Regions from separate parts of the Homo sapiens genome. Here all the other regions are linked to region 3. Evidence: chromatin contacts called from ENCODE Hi-C or POLR2A ChIA-PET data. All regions are on one chromosome and are shown on one strand. Each heading gives the region's core, a stretch centred on a gene start or an enhancer-like site at or near the end of the contact. The rest is flanking DNA. Distances are from core to core; before and after follow the strand shown. Region 1 overlaps DLGAP1 (DLG associated protein 1). Region 2 holds the start of GAPLINC (gastric adenocarcinoma associated, positive CD44 regulator, long intergenic non-coding RNA). Region 3 overlaps DLGAP1 (DLG associated protein 1).

Evidence for each region. Hi-C counts contacts between places; a loop is a spot of excess contacts on that map. ChIA-PET counts read pairs that join two places held with the same protein, here RNA polymerase II (POLR2A). Pooled maps may share reads with other maps.
Region 1: a loop to region 3 is called in a map of PC-3, with 5 times the contacts of the local background. The contact joins two enhancer-like sites. A Hi-C loop is called at or near these places in 3 of 168 maps with a recorded cell type or tissue (PC-3, aorta and dorsolateral prefrontal cortex), 3 of 37 single-sample maps with no recorded cell type and 8 of 50 pooled maps. POLR2A ChIA-PET finds 5 or more read pairs at or near these places in 8 of 52 experiments (AG04449, GM10248, GM12878 and 5 more).
Region 2: a map of left lung shows a loop between it and region 3 (4-fold over the local background). The contact joins the promoter of GAPLINC here to the enhancer-like site in region 3. A Hi-C loop is called at or near these places in 82 of 168 maps with a recorded cell type or tissue (A673, CD14-positive monocyte, CD4-positive, alpha-beta T cell and 52 more), 16 of 37 single-sample maps with no recorded cell type and 45 of 50 pooled maps. POLR2A ChIA-PET finds 5 or more read pairs at or near these places in 34 of 52 experiments (A549, A673, AG04449 and 28 more).

What each region holds. Positions count from the first base shown.
Region 1 is chr18:3,509,279-3,513,751 of GRCh38, reverse strand. The region is part of intron 10 of DLGAP1 (DLG associated protein 1); the gene reads left to right. Among named protein-coding and RNA genes, the nearest start is that of GAPLINC, 45 kb to the right of the region's middle. Within about 2 kb of position 1,554, at least 3 of the 41 ENCODE cell types and tissues checked have a DNase peak (open chromatin) inside an H3K27ac peak, as active enhancers do; they include Panc1, where a contact is called at or near this core.
Region 2 is chr18:3,463,415-3,467,898 of GRCh38, reverse strand. GAPLINC (gastric adenocarcinoma associated, positive CD44 regulator, long intergenic non-coding RNA) reads right to left here and starts at 1,649. Exons shown (of 3, transcript NR_110429.1): 1 at 1,542-1,649; 2 at 603-772. The region is part of intron 2 of LOC105371965 (a long non-coding RNA gene); the gene reads left to right. RefSeq lists an enhancer at 459-1,146.
Region 3 is chr18:3,663,471-3,667,597 of GRCh38, reverse strand. All of the region lies in intron 7 of DLGAP1 (DLG associated protein 1), which reads left to right. Among named protein-coding and RNA genes, the nearest start is that of DLGAP1-AS6, 13 kb to the right of the region's middle. RefSeq lists a silencer at 1,535-1,829. Within about 2 kb of position 1,622, at least 32 of the 41 ENCODE cell types and tissues checked have a DNase peak (open chromatin) inside an H3K27ac peak, as active enhancers do; they include A673, CD14-positive monocyte, HCT116 and 17 more, where a contact is called at or near this core.

The DNA of each region.
Region 1 (4,473 bases), core at 305-2,804, 150 kb after region 3:
CCTTTCCCACAGCCAACATAGTTGTTCTCTGCTTCTCATTATGACACATAATCTGTAAAAGAAAAAAAGAGCTTGAAACACCCACCATCTCTTTCAAGGTGTCCCTGGTTCCTCTTTTCTGTTCAGGATTGAAATTGCCTTGCCTGCCAGTCACTTCAGGTAGATGGATGTGCTTTGCTCTTGCTTCCTAATGTGGGACAGTGATCAGGCTTGGCGAATTTCTTCCAACTCTCCCACTGACTTATTATGCCACTCACCCCTATCCATTGGCACTGGCTGGGAAATGTTGATAAAGAAATTACATGCAGCCTGGCATAGTGGTGCATGCCTGCAGTCCCAGCTGCTCAGAAGGCTGTGGCAAGGAGTTCAGGGCTATAGGACCCCATGTTCATGCCTATGAATAGCCACTGTCCTCCAGCCTGGACAACACAGTGAGACCTCATTCATAAATAAATAAACACATAAATAAACAGAAATCACACTCAGTGGATAAATGGAATGTGGTATAAACATACAATGAAATATTATTCAGCTTTGAAAAAGAAGGAAATTCTGCCATATGCAACAACATGGATGAGCCTGGAGGACTATATGCTAAGTGGAATAAGCCAGTCACTGGAGAACAAATGCTGCATGATTCTGCTTATATGATGTATCTTAAAATAGTCAAAACTCAGGAAACAGAGAGTGGAACGGTGGGTGCCATGATGTAGAGGGAGAGGGAAAGGGAAAGGGGAATTGCTGTCCAGTGGATCTAAAGTTATGCAAGGTGAATAAGTTCTCGAGATCTGCTGTACAACGCTGCGCCACCATTAACAAAACTATATTGTGCACTTAAATATTTGTTAAGAGGGTAGATTTCATGTTAAGTGTTCTTACCACAGTAAAGAAAAAAAAGAAGGAAATCACACTCGGATAGCTTCCACTTAAGTAGATTCAGACGCAATTTTCTGCGAGTGTTAGAGAGAAGAGAGCCCAAATAGACTGGGGTCAGAAGACGGGGATTGGCCACAGCAGATGTCCGTGGGGAAGAAACTTTGTAGTTTGAGTACAAGTTTTTTCAAATGAAGTTATCTGCTCTGCCTCACAGGGTCCTGCGAGGATCTAATTAGATGCCTGTTTGTGAGTTTTGAAATACTAAGTGATGATAATTTAAGTAAACACATGTTCACAAAGGCCTCCCAAAAGTTCCTCCTGACTTTATGTGATTCACTAACCCAGGCCTGTACTCTCTATTGTGGGTCTTCTTAAATATCTGTTGTGGGGTGAGAGGTTTGAAGAATTATAAGTGGGGGAGTTTATAAAGAGTGCTTACTTCTTAAATAGGAAGAATCCCATTCAACTGCATTTTCTGTTTTGTTTTGTACTTCCACTGAGGGACAGATTAACAGAGTAGCTGGGGAAAGAAAGGAAAGGGAGGAGTCTATAAGCCTCACCATCAGGTGCCTATACGGTGTCTGGGGAGGCTAGATTTACTTATGTAAAAAGAACTGCCCAGCAATACAAGGCTTATTATCTGATTAAGTATTACACAAATAGATGGTATGAGTCATGGTTAAACGGCTTGCCTGGCTGACACAGCAGAGAAAATTATTCTGTAAGATGCATTTGAATGTGCCCTAAGGGAGATGGGTGGCAAAAACTGTTAACCACATCTGGGTTGAACAATCTGTAAAAAAAAAAAAAGCATGACCAGAATGTGAAAGAGATCAACTCAACACCCATAGAGCTTTAAAACCCCCATTCTAACTTTCAGAGAAAATCTGCTGATGTTGACTATGGGTGCTACTGTGCTGGTGAGATTGCCCCAGTCTAACACTCAAAATGACCCTTAGCGATCACCTTTCCAGGACCAGAAAAGAGACCTTATGAATTCAGTGATGGGACTGAAATAGTCATTCTCTACTGCAATGGTTTCCTCTGGGGATGAAAAGGAATGGGATAGGAGTGGAGAACATATATTTTATCTGTAGGGCTTCATTTCATAGGAGTGAGAGAAAAGGGAAAAAGAAAACAAATTCAGCAGGATGCAGTGGCTCATACCTGTAATCCCAGCACTTTGGGAGGCTGAGGCAAGAGGATTGCTTCAGCCCAGGAGTTCAAGACCAGCCTGGGCCACATAGTGAGACCCAACATTGGTTTAACTCACAGATGCAAAACCCATGGAAACAGAGAGCCAACTGTTTTTTTTTTTTCCACCGTGAAGGTTGGTATTGAACATTTTAGAGTAGTTTCAAAACAACATCGAGATGCTTCTTTCTTCTTCATTTCATTTCTTTATCAACTTTCAGTCTTTTTATTTCCACTTTTTACTTCTACTGGTGTTTACCATTTATTGTTTATTAATTTCAACTTCCTCAAGGCATGTGCAACAAATGTGAAATTTACTTTTGGAAGAAAGAACTTACCTCACACACAGAGTGAGTGTCTAATGGAAAAAAAATAAAACAAAACAAAACAAAACAAAAAAAACCTCCATTACAGCTTCTTTCTTAAAATTAAAGTGAGTTTTTAGTTCTCCGGAAAAGAAAGTGTGGAGGACAAGGAAATATGAGTTGTCATCTGCTTCTCCCAAGCCTCCCTGTTTCATGATCTCATTCTAGGCCCAAGCAGTCATCTCCCCACCCTGGGCCTAGGAACGGTCATCTCCTGGACACAGGAATTGCAAGTATCCTGGAGCCAGTAGGGAATTTCCATGCAAGGAACATGACGGCAAAAGCCCGGGAAAGAGAAGGGCCACAACTCCACCCCAGATACTTTGCCAGGGCTCTTGCCAGGCCATGCTGAATGAAGAAAGATATCCCTTGTTTTACTTTTGAGAAGACATCTGACTTAGCCCCAACTTGTGTGGTTGCATGTTGCCCTAATAATGGCTTAGAACAGTGCTGTCTCCTCTTTTGAGAATCACTGTCTTACTCAGTTACTTTTATTATGGCAGTCTATTATATAGCTCAGGCATCAGACATAATTGAGAACCATCAGCTCAAAGTTTTTAGGTAAGTCAGAATAGCTGGAGTTTCTGCGATAGCTCCCAGGAGCTATGGAACCCAGCCATCAAAGTGGAGACCTAGGTACCCTGGTCATAACCTCCCAGGATTCATTCTGAGATTTGCCGATCTCACAGTCCTACCCTTCAGCAAGATAATTCAGAGGTTTCCATAAACCTCAGAGCTTACCTACAGCCACATGCTCACTTAGGAAGTGCCTGCTCCATATACCTTCTTGGAGCTGGAACAGGTCACCCAGAGAGCATACCTGTCCCAGGAGACCAAGATGTCCAGTCACCTTAGATCATCCAGACTTTGTTTTTTCCTTTTCTCTCCTAGCCAGGGCAAGTGTGGCTCTCACAGTGGGCACACCCATAGAAGAGGTAGAGGTTTCTGATCCTAGATAATAACAAATAATTATTAAGTACTTACTGTAAATCCAACACAGTCCTAAGCAATTCAAATACACTAACGCTTTTAACCTTCCCAACAACCCTCCAGATAGGTACCATTAGCCCCATTTTACGGATGGGAAAGTAGAGATAGTGACTTGTCCAGGCAGTAGCTATTGAGGACTCTGGCCCACTCAGGCCCTGTGTCTCCATAAGCTGTCCTTTCTGGGGATGTTAAGAAAAGGAGAGGAGGTCTTGCACAATTGATTTATTAGTTAAAGAGGAAAAGGATAACCATCCCAAGAGATTTTAAAAGCAGAGCAGAAAAATTGTTAAAAACTTAGGCCTAAGAAATTGCTGCTAGACAGCTGTCAAGGGAGACCCCCTCGAGATCACGGAGGGAGGGGGCAAATATCTGTCTGTGAGCTGTTTGGTGTGGCTGGTGACATATTAGAGGAAATATAAATGCACTGAGTGACTTGTGGGAACGCTGAAATACTTGAGTAACGCCTAGGTAGAATGTGCATCAGAAACCATTATCTAGCCTAGCAGTTTAAAACAAATAAAGGAGCAAATTGCTAGAAAACCCTGGGCCAGAATGGAGTTTCTTATTCTTCAGTTTCCGTCGCTCAGAATGTGTGGGGAATGAGGTTGAGAAAGGCTTATTCCACTCGGGTACCTGGCTCCGTAAATTCAGAACAACAGGATTGCTTAAATCCTGTACTATATCATCCCGTGAAGATTTCCAGAGAGGCAAGTGCTCTTGTGAGAAGTTCTCCTGCTCTAGTTTTTGATTCCTTCCCGACCATGAGAGCATGTTAAGAACACCCTGGTGGGTAGCAGGGCAGCTGCACCCAGTCCCAAAGGGTGCAGGCGAGCCCCAGGGACACTGCAGAGCTGGGCATTGCTCAGCGGAAAGCAGCTCCGCTCGGTCTGAGCACGCCTGCAGGCAGCTGAAAGGTGCCTTAGACTGCTGGGGAGACAAGAAGTAGCCTGCTTGCAGAGACGGAGATTTTCAGCACAGTGCCTAGGGAATTCACCCTATATTAACAAAATGATTGGGCTGCAGAGTGTAAAAGCTGGGACGGCCCTGG
Region 2 (4,484 bases), core at 400-2,899, 200 kb after region 3:
CTGAGATCACAGGCACGCACCACCACACCTGGCTGATTTTGTATTTTTAGTAGAGATGGGGTTTCTCTATGTTGGTCAGGCTGGTCTTGAACTCCCGACCTCAGGTGATCCCCATGCCTTGGCCTCCCAAAGTGCTGGGATAACAAGCGTGAGCCACTGCGCCCAGCCTGTACATTTTTTTTTTTTTAAATTAGCCAAGTGTGGTGGTGTGCACCTGTAGTCCCAGCTACTCAGGAGGCTGAGGTGGGAGGATCACTTGAGCCTGGGATGGTGAGGCTGCTGTGAACTATGATTGTCCAGCCTGGACAAGTGAAACCTTGTCTCAAAAAAAAAAAAGGGTAAGAGCTCAACTTTTCGAAAAAATACCCATGCTATCTGACCTACCACCCTGGCTTAGTAAAGGGTACTGCCATTATGTTTCTAGCTCAGAGTTCTCAATCCACTGCCAAAGCCTCAGTTACTATCACCCAAACCTGTTATCCAGGTGTCAACTTCATGGACAGAATATGTTGCACTTAGCAGCTGCATTACGACAACAGAGTTCCCCGGAACTGAATTGTTGTTACTTCCAGCATTAGACGCAGGCATTAATTTACATATACCTGCATACACATCACTGTAAACGTGCCTGAGTCCAGCTTCTCCTTTTGCAGAGAGATTTGATAGCCCCTGGATGTGGATGCAGGGCTTCACACCTGATGCCTGGGATGATCATCCATAACGCACAATGTGGAAAATGCCCTTCCAGGAAACCAGGCTGCTGTGTGTGAACCTAGTGAGCAAGCATAGAAACAGGAAGGCTGAGATTAGAGCCTGCTCTACAGCGTTTTGATGTTTCCTGAGCCACTGCTGAGGCTCTGAGAGCTGATCAAAGGTACCTCTGCAGGCTCAAATTAACACAGAGTTGGTGAATCAGGCCAGCACCTGCCTGCAAATAGCAGCATATTTCACCAAATCAGGTTAATCTTTTCATCAAGGCAGGAGGTGGCAATCCTTTCATAAAACCTTCACAAGTTAAGTTTATTCCTGTTGTACCTTAGCTTTCTGAAGGAAAAGTAATGAATGGCCTGTTCAATTTTCTTCCCTTGGAGGTACGTATTTATTTTAAAGCTGATCTTTACCTCATGGTGTATACCATTGAAGACCTCCAGCCCTAAAGAACTTGCCTTGTTTCAAAAATGGTGGAGGTTTTGGGGTTGAAAGAGAAGAATGGGAAGGCATTGTCATAAATCTTCACTTTCCTTTTAATGCAGGTGGGATTTATAACTTCAAGTATTTGTATAAGAGCAGTACCTCACCTCTGTTTGGGGAAATATAGCTAAAAAGCCATAATTTTTGCAGAGAGAAAGCAGAAAGGCGCAGCACAGAGTAAACTATAGCCACTGGATAGATCTAAAGATTCTAACAGAGCTCAAATAAAAAACAGAAACTAACTTAAAAAAAAAAAAAAAGGTACTAGCCTAAGGCTGCAGGCTCAGAAAACCGATACCTACAAAGGGAAATGAAATGCATCGAATAATAGATTAAGTGTTAATACTTACGCAGAGAAGCTTCAAAACAGATTTCTTGCCTTGGAGGAGTTCATTATTTCAGGCATTGGCTAGTCATAAGACTTAGGAAACCAAGAGGATGTGTCAGATCCTGCAAGTCTCTCCAAGAAGCAGATGTGGTCACAAGGAAATGGAATGGGGGAGGGGAGGGAGGAATTCGAGAGAGCAGAAAAATAAGTTGAGATATTTGGAAAATAGAGCTTGCATATGATTATCTGCCAAAGCAACCCCCAAATTTTTATTGAACAGTATAATAAAAATGGAGACAGTTCCAAGTTGTTTCATTTCGGGGATAGGGTGTGGAAAGAGTGTGAGCAAACAGAATCACCCCATGACTGGGGGCCCCATTACAGCTGGTAACCACAGACAAGCTGAACTTTGAAGAGTGTCAGTTTCCTCAGCTACACAATGGGAATAACACGTCCCATTAGGGTTGTGAGGACTAAATATGTATATGTGGTATTCAACAAATACAATAATAATATAATAGATAATAATTTAATATAAGGTGTTTGATAAGTACATCTTTTCCTTCTCAAATTAATCCAACACTTTCACTTCAATACTGGGTTTACAGATGATACCAGAAAATAACACTATAATGGAAAGAGCTATTGTTATTTATCTATTTGTTTTTGAGATGGAGTCTCATTCTTGCCCAGGCTGGAATGCAGTGGCGTGATCTCCTCTCACTGCAACCTCCGCCTCCCAAGTCCAGGCGATCCTCCTGCTTCAGCCTCCCAAGTAGCTGGGATTACAGGCATGCACCACCATGCTCTGCTAATCTTTGTATTTTTAGTAGAGATGGGGTTTCACCATGTTGGCCAGGCTGGTCTCGAACTCCTAGCCTCAAGTGATCTGCCCACCTTGGCCTCTCAAAGCCCTGGGATTACAGATGTGAGCCATCACGCCTGGCTGGGCTATTTTTTTGTTTAAGTTTCTTACTTTTATTTTTTCAATTAACAAAAGTATATATTTATGGTATACAACATGGTGTTTTGATATGTGTATACATTGTGAAATGACTGAATCAAGCTGTTAATTAGAGAATTTAAAATAAATGATGTTCTAGATTGTGTAGATTTATTGTACAAGCAGGCTAGGGGAAAAAATGTTTTGTTCGTTTTGTTTTGTTTTGTTTTGTTTTGAGACAGAGTCTCGCTCTGTCGCCCAGGCTGGAGTGCAGTGGCGCGATCTCGGCTCACTGCAAGCTCTGCCTCCCAGGTTCACGCCATTCTCCTGCCTCAGCCTCCCGAGTAGCTGGGACTACAGGTGCCCGCTACCACGCCCGGCTAATTTTTTGTATTTTTAGTAGAGATGGGGTTTCACCGTGTTAACCAGGATGGTCTCGATCTCCTGACCTCGTGATCCGCTGGCCTCGGCCTCCCCAAGTGCTGGGATTACAGGCGTGAGCCACAGCACCCGGCCAATGTTTTGGTTTTTTTTTTGAGACAGTGCCTTGCTCTGTTGCCCATGCTGGAGTGCAGTGGCGCAACCACGGCTCACTGCAGCCTCAAACTCCTGGGCTCTAGCAATCCTCCTGCCTCAGCCTCCCAAGTAGTTGGGACTAAAGGTGCACACCACCATGCCTGGCTAATTTTTAATTTTTTTGTAGAGACAAGATCTCGCTATGCTGCCCAGACTGGTAAGCCCCCACGCTCAGCTGGGAAAAGATGTTGACTAATGTAATACACTTGGGCTTTTCACAGAATCATTCAAGTAAATCAAATTTCAAAATGAAAATCAGGCTAGGCACAGTGGCTCACACTTGTAATCCCAGCACTTTGGGAAGCCGAGGCAGAAGGATTGCTTGAGCTCAGGAGTTTGGGACCAGCCTGAGCAACACAGCGAGACTTCATCTCTATAAAATTTTAAAAGCTAGGCCTGGTGGAGCTCACCTGTAGTCCTAGGTACTCAGGAGGCTGAGGCAGGAGGATCATTTGAGCCCAGGAGTTCAAGACTGCAATGAGCTATGACCACATCACTGCATTCCAGCCTGGGTGGCACAGCAAGATCCATTCTCAAAACAATAACCACCACCACCAAAAAATCCCTGAAAATCATTGGAAAGAAATTAAAAGCAATAAAACATTAATAATCAGACTAGGTAACAGTCAAAAAGTTGTTTTGACTTGTTAAACAGGATAATTTTTTAAAAGAGGCATATGTAAAAATTTAAATGTGTACCTTTTGTTGCATTTCAACCTATTTACAGTCTCTGAAAGCCTTATCCTCACATTACAATTTATATGGAGATAATTTATGCCTTTAGAGTATTAAAATATATATTAGCAAAAATTTGAGACAAGATAGGAGAATTGAATTTGTCCTAAGATCATAAGTTAGAATGATCTGATCAAATAAGAATATGTTCAAGTTTCAGTAATTTTCTTTATAAAGAAAATAATTTGGAGGCTGGGCACGGTGGCTCACGCCTGTAATCCCAACACTTTGGGAGGCCAAGGCGGGTGGATCATTTGAGGTCAGGAGGAGTTCAAGACCAGACTAGCCAACATGGTGAAACCCTGTGTCTACTAAAAATACAAAAAAAGAGTGGGACGTGGTGGCACACGCCTGTAATTCCAGCTACTTGGGAGGCTGAGGCAGGAAAGTCACTTGAACCTGGGAGGTGGAGGTTGCAGTGAGCCGAGATTGAGCCACTGCACTCCAGCCTGGGTGACAGAATGAGACCCTGTCTCAGGAAAAAAAAAAAGGAAAATAGTTTGGAATATTTTTAAAAAACAAAACAAGCTGACACTTCCTAGAGTAACAATTTATCTTCTGAAATCCCTCCATGGTTTTATTTTCCTTACCTCTATGTTAAATATTTGTCTATAAATATGTTCCTTCTAAACCTGAGTAAATTTCCATCATTGGATTTGGTTTCCTTTCTAAGTCACCCACAGTGTGCTTCAAAGGTTGCACATTCTATTG
Region 3 (4,127 bases), core at 373-2,872:
GTTTTAATAGACTTGGCCAGGAACCAAGTCCAAGCCCTTTCAACATCACAGAATGTTTTTTAATCTTCCCTAGTCCACCGGAGTGGAAAACTCACATAGTTCTCATCATTCACAAACACTTAAAGGGTGTTTACTAGGTACTAGATGGTATATGCTACTATTATCAGCCTCATTTTGTAAGTGGAGGAGACAAAGAAAGGTTAAGAGGGTTTTCCAAGTTCACATGGATGGTAAGCAGCACAGTCAATATTTGTTGACTGTGAGGCCGAGGCAGGTGGATCGTTCGAGGTCAGGAGTTTGAGACCAGCCTGGCCAACATGGTAAAACCCCGCCTCTACTAAAAGTACAAAAATAAGCTGGGTGGTGGTGGCGCATGTCTGTAATCTCAGCTACTCAGAAGGCTGAGGCAAGAGAATCGCTTGAGTCTGGGAGGTGGAGGTTGCAGTGAGCTGAGATGCACCACTGCACTCCAGCCTGGGCAACAGAGTGAGACCCTGACTCCCAAAAAAAAAAAAATTGACAAATTAGCAACCGGGCACAGTGGCTCAGGCCTGTAATCCCAGAGCTTTGGGAAGCCAAAGCAGGAGGATCACTTGAGGTCAGGAGTACCAGCCTGGACAACACAGTGAGACCTCATCTCTAAAACAAAACAAAAAAATTTAAAAATAAGAAAATTAGCAGGGTGTAGTGGTGGGCGCCTGTAGTTGCAGCTACTACGGAGGCTGAGGCAGGAGGCTCCCTTGAGCCTAGGAGTTCAAGATTGCAGTGAGCTATGATTGCACCACTGCACTGCAGCTTGAATGACACAGCAAGACCCTATCTCTAAAACAAATTTAAAAATTGTTTAAAAAAAAACTTTTTAAATTGACAGATTAGAATCTGATCAGTTTCTTTCCAGAGCTACTTGAACATCTCAGGAGATTCTGCTAAGGATGGAAAAGGAAGGAGTTTTAATTTCAAAGTTTCATTCCATGTCTTGTCAAACCAAGTCTAGATTTGCCATTTAGAACTGCATTCTCTGATCCTGTGTTTTAAGAGAGGTTTCTCCATGTAGATGAAACCAGGAGCTGCATCCTTCCTCGGATTGGTAGGTGTTCCATGGGCTTTATCTGTGCGGCGTAATGACAGCACACAAACGCCAGGGGGCAATGCAGTTTCACCGAAGAATCCTAGGAAACTCGGGTCTGGCTTTGACTAAGAACATTGGCAGGATCCTGGGGCAAAGGTGGAAATCCTTACTAAAAAGAGTTCCGCCAAGGAAAAAATATGTTTAAAAATCCTTTCTTTGAAAGCTTCCTGCATTGTCATCAAAATTGCCCTTCAGTATTTGTGCACAGCTGGAAGTTTTGTGATATTATTTGCAAAAGATTTACTTTTCGTTTTTTCTCAATGCGGCTGCCTAGTCTTTCCTGGAAGGTTTCCTGGGTCTTTCTGCGTAGGAAGGATTATTCTAACCAGCTCTCGGGTAGCCTGGATCACATTGTTAGGACTCTGTTGCGTCCTCTGCCTGACCGCGGGGCTCTCTTCCCCCGGTGCCCATTCAGCGCTTCCAGCTGCCTCTGCGGTTGGAGCCGGGCTCCCTTTAAGGTAATTCCAGTCTGGGCCTGTGTTTTGTTTCCAGCTCGGCAGCCGCCAGGTGTCTGCCCTCCCTTAACCTCCAAGGATGAGAGATCAAAGGTGCCCCTACATCTGCCTCCTGCCCAGCTCTTTAATCTGTTACATGTTCAAAAGGGACAAATGCAGTATTGTGCACTCAGGGAGGGAGGACAAATCAGAGAAGTGGAAATGGGCAGAGCCTCAGAATGTGTTAACTTACATAAATGATACGGAATATGCCTGTCGACATATTAGCCCTGCCACTGTAGAGGTGTTTTCTTCTTAAAAGAGCAAGAATATTATGCAGAAATGGAAATCCTCTTTTCTCCCTTTGGAAGCCTACTAAACCCATTTAATGAAATATCGTACACAGACCCATTTGGAGGTCACTATTAGAAATATAACGAGGTAAAACAAAATATTTTTTAAATTTATGAAATGGAAATTACAAGGGCACTTGTAGAGACCTGAGCTTATTTTATATGTGGCAAAAATGATAAACTAATCTTTAAGCAGAGCAGATATATTTTAAGAAAGACTATTCCCAGCGGAGCATGTATTTTCCATATCCGTAGAGCTAAGTAGGGGAATGCATTTTAAAACAGTAGGAATTCAGATTAGGTATTAAGAAAATAATACTGAGAGCAATGGTTATGGAAGGTACAGAATTTTCCTAACAGCACTAAGGAAGCAGCAATTATTTCTTCCATTTTTAGAGGAAGGGGTTGGGGGGAGGGGGAAGAGCTCCTGATCTAGTAACAAATTGTTTCTAAACTTAAATTTAGAAACATTTTAAACAGTTTGAGCATCCACGATTTTCTTTAGACTTTTAGGAGAGCTCCCTAATTTCCAACTAAAGACATAAATGTGAACAGGCACTAATTACTTTTTTCTCTATGCATTCCTGCGCCCACACACCCAGAGGCTCTCTTGTGCTTCCTCTTCCCCAGCGGTTACAAAAAGGAACTCCAGCAACTTCAGTTGTGCTTAGCTGCCGTCACAGACAATAGCATAGTAGGACCAGTGGCCTCATATTAAGTCACAGTCTTTCCCAGTTACAATGGCTGAGAACCCAGATTTTCACAAGGTGCAAAGAAAAGAATATTGACATGGTTATTAAAAGCTATGGTGAGAAGGGAGTCTTTATCAGCTGCTTCAAATATTTCATTCACCTTCTTAACAAATATTTATTCTGCACTTACTATGTCCAGACATGGTGCTGAACTCGGGGAATTCACTGGTGATCAAAAGCAGTCTTACCCTTTGTTCTCATGGAGTTTACCATCTAGGGGTAGAGACTAGCGTCAATCAAATAATCACAGAGATAACTGCGCTGAAAGAAAGAGACAGTTCTTGTGGGAGGATCTATTGTAACAAAGGGACTAATCTAGAGGCTCAGGGAGAACTTCCCTGAGAAAATCCTCATTAGCTAAGAGTCAAAGGATCAAGAAGGGTGAGGGATGGCACGTGCTAATTCTGCATTCAATATTAGTAGAACTGAAAGGGTGATGTGGCTGGAGTACCAAGAGCTAAGGGACAGGGCACATGTGTAGTCAGAAAATGTATGCACAGCTGACTATGTCTGTCATCTGTTGCTACATACCTTATTACCCCAATGTGGAGCAGCTGAAAAACAATCATTATATTATACCTTATGATTTTGAATCAGGAATTTAGGCAGGGTTCAGCTGGGCAATTCTTCTGTTCCACATTCAGCTAGAAGTTGGTGTATTAGTCAGAGTTCTCCAGAGAAGTAGTATATCCGTGTGTGTGTGTGTGTGTGGGTGTGTGTGTGTGTGTGTGTGTGTGTGTGTGTGTATACTGACCCATAATTATGGAGGCTGAGAAGTCCCAAGATCTGCAGTCAGCAAGCAAGCTTGAAACCCAGGAGAGCCAATGGTATAGTTCCAATCTGGGTCCAAAGACCTGAGAACATGGAGAACAATTGTGTAAGTTCCAGTTCAAGTCGAAGTCCAAAGGGAAGAGAAGACTGATGTCCCAGCAGAGACAGAGAATTCTCTCTTACTTTGTCTTTTTGTTCTATTCAGGACTTCAACTCATTGGACAAGACCCACCCACCTTAGGAAGGGAAGTCTGCTGTACTCAATGAACTGATCCAAATGTTAATCTCATCCAGAAACACCTTCACACACACTCGAAATAATGTTTGTTCAAATCTCTGGGCACCTCATGGCCCAGTCAAGTTGACACACAAACTAACCATCACAGTTGGGCTGGTCTTGAGAGTCCAAGACAGCATTATTCACATGCCTGGCACCTTCATTTCAATGGCTGGGAGTGTGGGCTCCTGATCAGTAGCAATATGGTAACTGTTGACTAGAGCACCTGTAATTGGCACCTCCAGCCTTGCGGCTTCAAGACTCCTTACATGTCAGTTCAGGGCTTCCAGAGACAGTTCCTATACAAGAGATAGGAAATCTTAAGGTCTTAAGGTCTGAGCCCAGATACTGGCAGAGCATCTTTTCCTTCATATTCTTGGTGACGGCCAAAGCAGTCCACAAGCCCACTCA